Regions from separate parts of the Homo sapiens genome. Here regions 1 and 2 are each linked to region 3. Evidence: chromatin contacts called from ENCODE Hi-C or POLR2A ChIA-PET data. All regions are on one chromosome and are shown on one strand. The core of a region is the stretch at or near the end of the contact, and the rest is flanking DNA. Distances in the headings are between cores, read along the strand shown. Region 1 holds the start of ARL5A (ARF like GTPase 5A). Region 2 holds the start of RIF1 (replication timing regulatory factor 1). Region 3 holds the start of KIF5C (kinesin family member 5C).

What was found. Hi-C counts contacts between places; a loop is a spot of excess contacts on that map. ChIA-PET counts read pairs that join two places held with the same protein, here RNA polymerase II (POLR2A). Pooled maps may share reads with other maps.
Region 1: a map of CD8-positive, alpha-beta T cell shows a loop between it and region 3 (8-fold over the local background). The contact joins the promoter of ARL5A here to the promoter of KIF5C in region 3. A Hi-C loop is called at or near these places in 2 of 168 maps with a recorded cell type or tissue (CD4-positive, alpha-beta T cell and CD8-positive, alpha-beta T cell) and 6 of 50 pooled maps.
Region 2: a loop to region 3 is called in a map of CD8-positive, alpha-beta T cell, with 4 times the contacts of the local background. The contact joins the promoter of RIF1 here to the promoter of KIF5C in region 3. A Hi-C loop is called at or near these places in 1 of 168 maps with a recorded cell type or tissue (CD8-positive, alpha-beta T cell) and 4 of 50 pooled maps. POLR2A ChIA-PET finds 5 or more read pairs at or near these places in 1 of 52 experiments (activated CD8-positive, alpha-beta memory T cell).

The regions. Positions count from the first base shown.
Region 1 is chr2:151,826,820-151,830,623 of GRCh38, forward strand. It overlaps ARL5A (ARF like GTPase 5A), which reads right to left and starts at 1,602. Exons shown (of 6, transcript NM_012097.4): 1 at 1,312-1,602. The coding sequence starts at 1,357. RefSeq lists silencers at 1,218-1,267, 1,318-1,827 and an enhancer at 1,878-1,927.
Region 2 is chr2:151,408,600-151,412,250 of GRCh38, forward strand. It overlaps RIF1 (replication timing regulatory factor 1), which reads left to right and starts at 1,303. Exons shown (of 36, transcript NM_018151.5): 1 at 1,303-1,434; 2 at 1,815-1,928; 3 at 2,661-2,739. The coding sequence starts at 1,825. RefSeq lists enhancers at 214-912, 913-1,611, 1,216-1,375 and a silencer at 216-510.
Region 3 is chr2:148,873,959-148,877,818 of GRCh38, forward strand. It overlaps KIF5C (kinesin family member 5C), which reads left to right and starts at 1,269. Exons shown (of 26, transcript NM_004522.3): 1 at 1,269-1,785. The coding sequence starts at 1,660. It overlaps KIF5C-AS1 (KIF5C antisense RNA 1), which reads right to left. Exons shown (of 4, transcript XR_001739733.2): 3 at 3,054-3,384; 4 at 1-2,237. RefSeq lists a silencer at 1,093-1,562 and enhancers at 1,935-2,513, 2,514-3,093.

The sequences.
Region 1 (3,804 bases), core at 352-2,851, 3.0 Mb after region 3:
CAGTCAGAGACAGTGCTGATTAGAACTGATTTTCTCTACTTTATGAAAAATCCTCTTATCAGAAAAATTGATACTGCCCTTTCTTTCGGTATCACGTGACCTACACATCTGTGTGTGTGTGTGTGTGCGTAAAAGATACATTAGGGATCACAAGTTCTAGTTCTGCTTGCTTCCCCTAAGCTTCTTAAAAGAGCAGCTAGATCATGAAGGAGGAGGTGGTAGTAGTAGGTGTACATAATAGATGCCACCATTCACGTAAGTCTTTATTGGAAAACTGGGACGTGACACCATCAGCTTACACAACAGAAAAACACAAACTAAGTTCCTGACAGCGGAATGATGAACCACCCAACTTGAGTTAAAAAGAAACAAAAGTACACCACTGTATCTTAATAAGTATCCAGTCTTTGGGTTAAAATTGTATTCTCTTTCCCCAGTTTTAGTCATTTTGTAACAAATTTTAACAAGCCTGATAGGTATTTCATGGCCATGTCTGAAGTTGGCTGAACTTAAGCATCCCTATATAACACACTTTACACTTAGTAACTTGCTAGTTACCTATGGTTAACAAATGTTTCATATGGTATGTTTTTAAAACTTTCAGTGAAACACTTTAACATTTTTAACCCAGCAAAACAAACAAAAACTGTGTCTAATAACCCACACGAGTAGAAAAATGACCTTAAGCTTAACCTTAAACACAGATATAATAAGTAAAACAAATGGAGAGAAGTCCATCTCTATTCAGGAGGCAGAAGAACCCCCCCTGCCCCCAACACACACAAAGACGGGTGGCAGTGGAGGGCAGGCTCATAAACCAGAGGTGTAATGGACAAGTCGAGCGATTCCTCCCGTTTTCCGCATTCTGCAACCCTCGGTCGCTCAGTGGTGCGGTTAGGGCAGCAATCTATAACCTTCATTCCAGAAGACCCCAGCACTTCTATGTGGTGTCCAAACACAACTGGTGAGCAAAGAAAGGGCTGAAAGACAGGCCAGGCCGTGCTACTCAGGGACGTCGGACCTAGGGCAAGAAACCTTTACCACTCTCATTCGAAATCGGAGCAATGGGTCTATTACGGAAAAGACTTCTTAGGAAGGTCTCCTAAGACAAAGGGCTGCGAGTCAGGAACCATCCCCAAGCTCGGGAGCCGGGACCGAACCGTCCCGGGCCCGTATCCGCGCAGCCTGCACCCCGCGCTGAGCTGGCGCCCGACCGAGCCGCCCACATTCCGAAGTATTCGGAGACCCCCACCTAGCCGGCCCGAGCTGACCCTCTCCCCAACCCGTACGCCCGCGGACCGAGCTCCTCACCCTGGTGATTGAACAGTCTCCATATTCTAGTGAAGAGAATTCCCATTCTCGGGCAGCGGACCCCCCCCCTCCAGACACCCGGGCCGCCTGGCTTCCCCCGGCTCAGGCTGAGGGGGAGGAGAGAGACGCGCTGGAGCCTCCGCCTCTGCTGCTGCTCCCGCGCTGGTCGCGGGCCCGCTTCCAGGGAACCGGAGGGAGGCCGAAGCCCAGGCCGCCCTGCCGCGCGCAAGGCCCCGCCGCTGCCGCCGCGGCACTCGCCTGGCTCGCGGACATCGCCGCCGCGTTGTCTGCGACGAGCCTCGCGGGCCACCGTCCTCCCCCAGCTCCTCTCGGGCGGCTGCGGTGGCGACGACCACGCGGGCGGGGGAAGTGAAGGGGCGGGCCTGGAGGGACGTGAGTGCGCAGGCGCGCGGCCAGAGGGGCGGAGCGTAGGAAAGGGCGCCCGCCCTGTCCTCGCTTATTTGCATAACCAAGACTGCGGAAGGCGCAGGACTTTACCCTGGGACTGAGGCTGTGAAGACCGCAAGTTGGGGCAGATGGCTTCCGACTGCTTGCTGTTGCGTCCCCGAGTATTTATATTTCCCTCGAATCTTCTCCACTGCGCCATAATGTAAACATATAATTGAGTACCCCATGTCCATCCCCAACCCTTCACATACACTACACTTAAAGTTCCACGTCATGACTCTTTAAGACATTGTGTCCCCTGTGGGTCTTTGAGGGAAAAGTCTGCTGCCCTCTGACACTCAGCTGAAGTCAGTGGCCTTACCTAGATAGTCACCTTAAAGCCATTTTTGCACTTCAGGGCTCTTTTCTCTCCAATCTCTTAACTCTCACGTCAGTATTGCCCAAAACAACGATTTTGATCAAGTCACTACCCTGTTTAAAAACCTTTAGTGGCCACCAAAGCTCCATCCCTTTCTGTTCTCGTTAACCTTAGTAAAAAGGAAAATAAAGAAAAATTGGGAGACTTGTAGGAGCCATTTGAACTGCTTTGCACTCCCATCCCCAACAGCTGAATGAAATTAAGCAAAATCAGCAATAAACCGCACCTTCCCAACTCACTTCTCCTAACTACCCAGTATTTTACCTCAAAATATAGAAAAGTAATTTCGTTGACTTCTTTTGGGGCTTTATGGTTAAAAAGCCAAAGTTTAGAGGAGCCATACATGAAGGGAAGGAAAATCATAGTAATCCATATTAATTTATGTATTATCATGTCTGGATTTACTTAATATTCTGTACACTGTTTAGAAGAACAATGTAGTTTGTATAACCAATTTGCATTAACTCTGTAATATTTCCATTCTCGCACACCGTAGGTAATGCTTTGGTAGCTCTAAGACTTTTTCAGACTCCCACACAGATGTCAACTTATGAAATGGATGTCATATACACATTATGTGATGGCGGAGCTTCATATTTTACAATCTACCCAAGGAAATGGTCTCCCAGGTTATTTTCCGAGTGAAGAAAGAAGAGAGAGAGAGAGACAGAGACAGAGAGTTTAAAGACCAATTTATCTATGATTACAGAGAAATGCAAAATGTCATTGGAGAGACTTCTGACTTCAGGCATGAGAGAGTAGGATGGTTTGAATATATCCTCCTACCATTAGCAAATAGAAAACTGCACAAAGTACAGGCAACGACATTTCAGATATTGAAAAACACATCACAGTACTGTGATTCTTTGCAAAAGAGAAAGGAACAGGTGGAGTCTTACCATTTCCTGGACTTTATCCCTAAAAGCAATTCCCAGTCAACTACGGAGGAAGTGGGAACCCAAATGAGAATCTGGAAACCTCTTAGAACTGAAGACGCATATCAGCATTCCCAGAGATCAAGGTGACTAGAATTTGTGAAGCAGAGTAACTGGAAGGAGGGAGCTACACAGAGAAAAGCTCTGGAAACCTGTTAAGGGGCCATTGAGTCTTTGGCTGCATATCAATTTGTGCTCGTGCAGTATGAACCCCCAAGAGGCTGGTCAGTCACAATTCCTGAGGAAAAATAAGTACCAGGAAACTGTAATGCAAATGATTCCCAGAGATTACAACGGGTCAGGAATCATTTGAGTTCCCTTCAGCCAGAGTGAAGAGAACTGAATATATAGGACAGGGGTGTCCAATCTTTTAGCTTCCCTGGGCCACACTGGAAGAAGAATTGTCTTGGGCCACACATAACATAAGCTAACACTATTGATAGCTGATGAGCTAAAAAATAAGTAAAATCACAAAAATACTCATAATGTTTTAAGAAAGTTTACGAATTTGTATTGGGCCACATTCAAAACCATCCTAGGGCCGGGTGCAGTGGCTCACACCTGTAATCCCAACACTGGGAGGCCAAGGTGGGCAGATCTCTAGAGGCCATGAGTTCGAGACCAGCCTGGCCAACACAATGAAACCCCGTCTCTACCAAAAATTACAAAAATTTGCCGGGCATGGTGGCGCAAACCTGTAATCCCAGCTACTCTGGAGGCTGAGGCAGGAGA
Region 2 (3,651 bases), core at 53-2,552, 2.5 Mb after region 3:
ACGAGGTCAGGGGTTCGAGACCAGCACGGCCAAGATGGTGAAACCCCGTCTCTACTAAAAGTACAAAAATTAGCCAGGTGTGGTGGCGGGCGCCTGTAATCCCAGCTGCTCGGGAGGCTGAGTCAGAGACTCGCTTGAACCCGGGAGGCAGAGGTTGCAGTGAGCCGAGATCGCACCACTGCACTCCAGCCTGGGCGAAAGAACGAGGCTCCGTCTTAAAAAAAAAAAAAGGCGGGGGAGGAGCAGCATATTCACAGTAAGGAGAAATGACTGTCATTGTGTTTACTGACGTTTCTCTAGGGAAGAAGCCCTGGCCAAATCCCACCCTTCAACCCCCCAGGGGCCTAACAGAAGAATGCACATCCTCGGGAGCTACCTAAATCTACTGAATTACAATGCATATGGGCGGGGCCCAGGAATCTGCAGTTTAATAACGAATATCCCCAGGCCATTGTTATGTACGCTTAAGACCTGAGAACCATTGGCCTCTCCAACCTTTTCTCACTTCACCTATTAAAAGCCCTATTTTATAGAGGAGGAAATTGAGGCATAGGTTAATTAACTTGCTAAAGTCACATGGAACCTAGACCAGCTGGAATCTAGACCAGCTTGAGATACAGTTCTTTTCTTTTTCTTTCTTTCTTTTTTTTTTTTTTTGAGAGACGGAGTCTTACTCTTACTCTGTCGCTCAGGCTGGAGTGCAGTGGCGTGATCTCGGCCCACTGCAACCTCCGCTTCCCGGGTTTAAGCGATTCTCCTGCCTCAGCTTCCCAAGTGGCTGGGACTACAGGCGTGCGCCACCACACCCAACTAATTTTTGTATTTTTGTTTTTTTTAAGTAGAGACGGGGTTTCACCATGTGTTGGCCAGGCTGGTCTCGAACTCCTGACCTCAGACTCGGCCTCCCAAAGTGCTTGGATTACAAGGTGTGAGTCACCGCGCCCGGCCAGCTCTTAGTCTTAAACCCAACAGTACGTTATCTCCTTTTGCTAACTGATTTGTTGCTAAAACTTCAACAAGCACTGGACTTGGAGTTTGAACACTTAGTCTGAGGGCCCACTATGTTCAGTCTAGTGAGTCTGAGCAATTAACTCACATTTTGAATTTCAAGTCTCTCGCCTTAGGCAAAACACCACCACCTGATGCTCACCAGAGGGGCGTGACGCGGCAGCTGGGCAGGGAAGGGATGGGAAGGGATGGGAAGGGAGGCGATCGATAACTCCGGTGTGCCGCTGACTGTTGGATTGGCTCGAACTTCTCCCGCCAGGCCTAACCTACTCCCGCGCACTCCTGGGCCCGCCCAGCCGCCATCTTGGTCTAGGAGGGAGCGCGCCGCACGCGTGAGTAAACAGCCGGAGCTGGGAAAGTCGAGCTCTGGCAGCGTCTGGGTGCTGAGGGGCAGAGGCGGAGAGAACCCTGTCCTGATCTTCCTAGGTGGGATAAATATCGGGGTGACAGTGGTAGGCCGCGGGGAACCCTCAGTCTGCCCACCCTCCGCCCCCTCGCGGCGAGATGCCTCGTTCCCCGGGCTTCTCCCGCCCTCCGCCGATCTCCTCCCTCTGTTGAAAGCTGCCCGGGAAAGTGGTGGCGGGAGCGGGCCCAGGCCCGAATGTGGCGTGGGCTCAGGTGTCTGGTGTCGGGCGCCGGAGGAGGTTCGCGCTGGGGTTTGGTGATTCGGAGGCCTGGGGTGCAGACGCGGCGTGGCTGTGAGGCCCGGGCGGGCGTGCGGGTGTGAGGGCCGGACTCACACTGGGCCGCCGCGGGGCTGTTTCCATCGGTCACTGGATTTTCTCCTCTTCCGGTTCGGGCCTCAGGGTGGCCGACATGACGGCCAGGGGTCAGAGCCCCCTCGCGCCGCTGTTGGAGACTTTGGAAGACCCTTCTGCCTCCCATGGAGGGCAGACTGACGCTTACCTGACTCTGACCAGGTGAGGTCCGCCACGGGGCGTAGCGGAGAGTGGGGCGCTCTATAGTGGGGAGAAAGAAGGTGGTTGGGAGGGGCGCGTAGAATGAATGTGAGTTCTAGAAGTCTAGCAAATGTGAGGACGCCCGAGTCGCGGACGCCTTGGGGGGCGGGGGAGATGTATTCTAGGTGACGTTCCCGGGTACTGCTGCTGCTGCGCTTGAGGTGTGTGTTTGGAACGAGGGAGCATGCACGTGTGTTTTGCAAGCGAGGGATTTTTAAAAGTTTCGGTTGGAAGTAGTTGTTGGAGGAGGGGTCTTCAGTGTAAACCTCCGATGTGTTGGGAAAATGTGGCTACCCAGAGTTTTTTTAACAGAGCAATACACTGATTTTTATTAATTGCAAAATGCTTCAAAGTAATTTTCATAGAAATGTACTAAAGTTTTGTAAAACCCTTTGGAAAGGCTTAGCAAATCGTTAGTAACTAGGAATAGGGATCCCTGTTCTGTCTTTTTGGAGTCAGGTTGTCACAACTTGCATGTACTCGATGTAAAAACTTATTCTGAGGGTTTTTCTACTTTCATTTCTGATATATATTGCATTATATATTCTGTATACCCTTAAGGACCTTACCTACTGGGTCAATTCATTTGCAGGAGTTAGAAAGTAATTTTTAAAAAGATTGTACATGTATTTTTGAGAGTATTTTTTTTTTTCCTGTCAACTACTTAAACTTGTGTTCTTCCTGCTTTTTAAGTCGTATGACTGGAGAAGAAGGAAAAGAAGTAATTACAGAAATTGAGAAAAAACTTCCTCGGCTGTACAAAGTTTTAAAGGTATGTATCTGTTTGTTAAACAGTTTTTCACTTTTGGTAGTTTGGTTTTTTTTTTTGGTTTTGTTTTTTTGTTTTGAGGTGTAGTTTTGCTCTTGTTGCCCAGGCGAGAGTGCAATGGCTCAGGCTCGGGCTCGGCTCACTGAAACCTCCGCCTCTCGGGTTCAAGCGATTCTCTTGCCTCAGCCTCCTGAATAGCTGGGATTATAGGCATCCGCCACCGCCCCGGCTAATTTTGTATTTTTAGTAGAGAAGGGGTTTCTCCATGTTGGTCAGGCTGGTCTCGAACTCCCGACCTCAGGTGATCCGCCTGCCTCAGCCTCCCAAAGTGTTGGGATTACAGGAGTGAGCCACTGTGTCCAGCCACTTTTGGTGGTTTTTAAAAGTTTTGCCAGTTGACTCAAAAGCTTTGAATCTAAAATAACAGCAATAATACTGATTATAATACTCTTTATTGTTACTTAAAGCTTCTCAGGTACTTTCTTAATTACCTTACACGCTTTATCACTTAACTCTCCATGGTTCCATGAGATTATTTCTTAATGATCACTTTGCAGGTGAAGAAATTAATTTAATTTGCCTAAAGTTGCCTAGGGGCACTTGAATCTGAGTTTGTGCTCTTGAAAGCAGAGATCAGAGATTAATCTGTTTTCTTTCCTTTTGGGAATCTACATCTAAGTAAGTGCTTCTAAAATTACAATTGTCTTTGGTCTAATCTAGGTAGCATTAATTTCTTTTTCCTCATTCACCCTCAGTTTTTGCTACAACCGTTATCATTTTTGCTTTAGGGAAATGATGTTTGACATCATACTGTGGACCTGTGTTCCTGTCTTCACTTGCCTACTTAATGGCTTCCTGACTATCCTTAACATCTTTTAAATTTCCTTGTTTTTAGAATGAAAAAGTTGAACTTTT
Region 3 (3,860 bases), core at 19-2,518:
AGCCTGAGAATTACTTAATTTAAAAACAGATGAGAAGGTGGCACCTGGGTCTTTTTAATCTACTTCCACTGCACATGAGGAGATGAAATAGAACTGGTACTACTTACAAGGGTTTATAAAAGTTGATTTTAGTAGGTCTGTCCTCTCAGCTAGGCAGAGAACACTTGTATTTTCAGGTATTACCCGAATTTAAGCAACAGATGTGTTCCTAAAATTAACTAACTTATTTGTTTTATGATCATTTGTTCAGCACCCAATAACATCTAACTTTCAAGAGCTTATCCTATATACATGTCAGGCACCGTGCTAGGTGCTTTAAAAGCATCTGTCTTTTAATTCCCCCAGAAATCACAAGATGATATTATTCCAATGACAGAGATGAGGAAACTGAGTCTTAAGGAAATTAAGACTTCTTAATTTCCTCCGCTCTTAATTTCCTCCGCCTGTTGGTCATACATCTAATAAGTGGCTGAGGTGGGATTCACACTCATGCATTGCTTCTTCCTAGGGTAGAATCCTTATTCAGTATGCTGCCCACTATGTGCTAGATGCTACAGACACAAAGATATCAAGCAGATATCACCACCCAAGTGCAGTGCTAGAGACAGGCACAGCAGATTAGGGGAACATCAAGGAGGGCCACCAACTCTTTATAGGTGTTTAGTGAGCTGGGAAAGTCTGAGGAAGGAGGGTTGAGCTAGGTCTTAGAGGAAAAGGAAGTTCTGGAAAAATAGAGTGGACACTCAGTTGTTCTGCCAGCCCGGCACCATGTCTGGGAATACCATCCCTCTTCTTTTGGGAACCTTCCCACCAAGGGATTCCTCCATAATCTTACAAAATCCCTGATTCTGGTTGATTGGTTTAGCACTAGATGCCAACCTAAACCAAGGCCAATCAAACCCAAACTCTGAACAGACATCCATCCTTATCTAGTGGTAGAAGTTGAAGGATGAAACCCAGGGGCTATTGGGAGCTGTTTCCCAAGTGATTTTCTTTTGGGATCAGGATGATCCAGACCCAGTTATCTAGAGATTTTAACCGGAAATATTGGATATGACCTCCATCCGGTTCCGGCTTGGGCAGCCAGACCGGACTTGCAGGCTCTTGGAGGTCGCATCCTGTCCTTCCCCCGGCAGGTAGAGTGACTACAAGTCCCGGGATGCGCAGCGCTCGGAGTCGGGCGGGGGCCGGGCGGACCTCTACGGTGACGTCACCGTCCCGGGGCGGGCCAGGGGAGGGCGGGGCGGAGGGGCGGGTCTCAAGGCGGCAGAGCGCGCTGGTGCTGATGCAGGATGGCTGAGCGCGCAGGAGCCCGGGAGGTCTGAGCCGGGCGAGGCTCGCTCCCTGCGCATCGCCTCCTCCGCCCGCCGCGTGGTCGCGGGCAGGTGGGCCGGGGGGCGCTGGGCAGGGGCGGGGCAGGGCCAGGGCAGGCCGGTCTGCAGCCGGAGGGGCCGGAGCGGAGAAGCTGCCCACCTTCCCGGGCTCGGAGCGGCCGGGGCTGCTCAGCCGGCCGGGCTCGCGATGACCTGCTGAGAAGCGTCGTCGGAGGCTGCAGGAGGCGGCCTAGCTGTGGGCGGTGCAGCTCGCGGCCTCCTCCCTCGTCGTTCCCGGCCCCGGCCCCCCACCCATCCCCGTGCCCCCTCCCTACCGCCGGCCGAGATGGCGGATCCAGCCGAATGCAGCATCAAAGTGATGTGCCGGTTCCGGCCCCTCAACGAAGCGGAGATCCTCCGCGGGGACAAATTCATCCCCAAATTTAAAGGCGATGAGACCGTGGTGATCGGGGTAAGTGGCTGGGGCGTCTGCCTTCCCTGCTGCTCCGCGCCGCAGCTGGGCGCCCCGACGCCCCAGACGCAGCGGAGGTGTTTAGGCCGCCCCCTCGGACATTCCCGCGGGGCTGGCCTCTCGGGTGGACCTGACCAGAGACCCCTCGCCCCGCGCACTATGGTTCCCTCCCGGGCGGGTGGAGAGGCGGCCGGGAGCGGCGGGCCGGGCGGGGGTGGCGGGGGTGGGGATGGGGGGCGAAGACGGGCTCGGCGCCGCCATTGTTCGCCGGGTGGGGGCCCGGGTGGGCCCATTGTTCCCCACGCTCGCCTCGCCGCGTGGGTAGTGTGTTCGGGTGACCCTCAAGCCGGGTGCCCAGGCCCCCTTTAAAGTGTGAGCTCTGCAACCCGCAAATGCTTCTGGGCATCAATCAATTCGATTTACCAAACGCCTTGCCTCTTCTTCTCACGACCCTAGCAAAAAAGAAAGAAAAAGGGGTACAGGAAAATTTCTAGTCGCGTCTCGGAGCTCCCGCGGCAGTGTAGACGCGGCTCCCCGCGGTGTTACACCTGGCTCCGCGCGCGGAAGGCGGAGGGTTGGGGGAGTACTGGTGGCCTCGGTGTCCCCTGGAGGCCTGGTGTGTCTCCCGCTTCCTCTCACGCCTGGCTGCCCTGGATGTGGAGTCCCGGCTTGATCCCTCCCCTCTGGGATGACCTCCCTCCCATGTCTGCAGACCCTCTGATGCGCCTCACGCTGGGTGGAGAGGAGGCTGTGTCCACATCTGTGGGGCGAGGGGGCTCAGAGCGCAGTAGCCCCCTGTGCCAAGAGCAGAAGTTACTTCGTGCGGCTCGGACCCCCCTCCCTCTCTATCTCCCTTCCCCACCTTTTCTCCCCCACCCCCTCCCCCTACTTAGCTCCCTCTCTGCAGCTGGGGCTGCTGGTAGGGGGAGGGAACACCAATGGATTGTAGTTCTTAAAGGAATCTGTCAGATGAAACAAACCAGCTCGGTCCCCCGCCCCTTCCCCGCCCGCTGTCCGTAGCGTGTGTGGCTGATGGTGCCCCCTTTGTATGCGAGCCGCGTGGGGAGGGACCGAGTTAATGGGAGCCTCCCGGTCCCCGCTGACACGTTCCTGGCAGCCTGCTCCAGGCTGCTGATGCAGCCTTCCCGTCCCCAGCATTGATTAAGTGATGTCATCCTGATCACTGAGCATGCTCCGACTAACCCCCTCCTCCCCTTCCTCCAGTGGCTGGTGTATTTAGGTCAAGTGATTGACAGGTGACAGTTTACCGAGGGTATTGCAGGAGTCCGCCTGGCCTTTCTCAAGCGCCAGAGGCCGACGTTTTCCAGCCCGGGCGGTCCCCAGCATCTTTGCCAAGGTTGTCTGCCGCAGTCGCAGCGAAGGGCCCTGGGGACCAGCAGGTGCCAGCTGTACCGTAAGGCGGGAGCTCTCCACGCTAGAGGAGCCTGGGCAAGGCTCTGGCCTCAGGGCTTTAACCTGTACCTGGCTTTAAAAGGCTGCTCCCTTTGACGACCTCTTCTCACCTCCCCATTTTCACAGTCATCAGGAACGTCTGACCTCCAAACGCTGTGTGGATGGGCGATCATTCTGCGAGCTGACCTATGAGGGCAGGAAAGCGGGGTTTTCTCTCTGTTTAGTGTTAAACTTGCAGAGAAGATATAAGCTACGATTATTGATGAGGAAGGAAATTCTGCAGTTAATGGCAGATAAGTGTTAGTGACATATACATAGGCAGTACCTGGGGCAGTTAGTGACTTATTTGGTTTACAGCTCTCAGCCAGTATCTGCCTACAGCCTGATCTGCTACTTTCTGAGCCAGGCTGTGGTTTAGATAGAGTGGGAGTTACTGGGGACATCTAGTCCCTGCCCCTTGGCTTGTAACAATTTTTAAACAAATAATTGTGCAGTACTGGAACATGTTCTGGCAACCCTATTTTTTTCCCAGAGGTTTTGAAGAGCCTGAAGAAGTTTTTCTTCTCCCCTCCTCCCTCCTCCCCCATCCCCTTTCCCCTCTCCCCTCTCCCTTCTCCTCCTCTTCTTCTTCCAGAACCAATGAAATGAAGTAATAAATCATC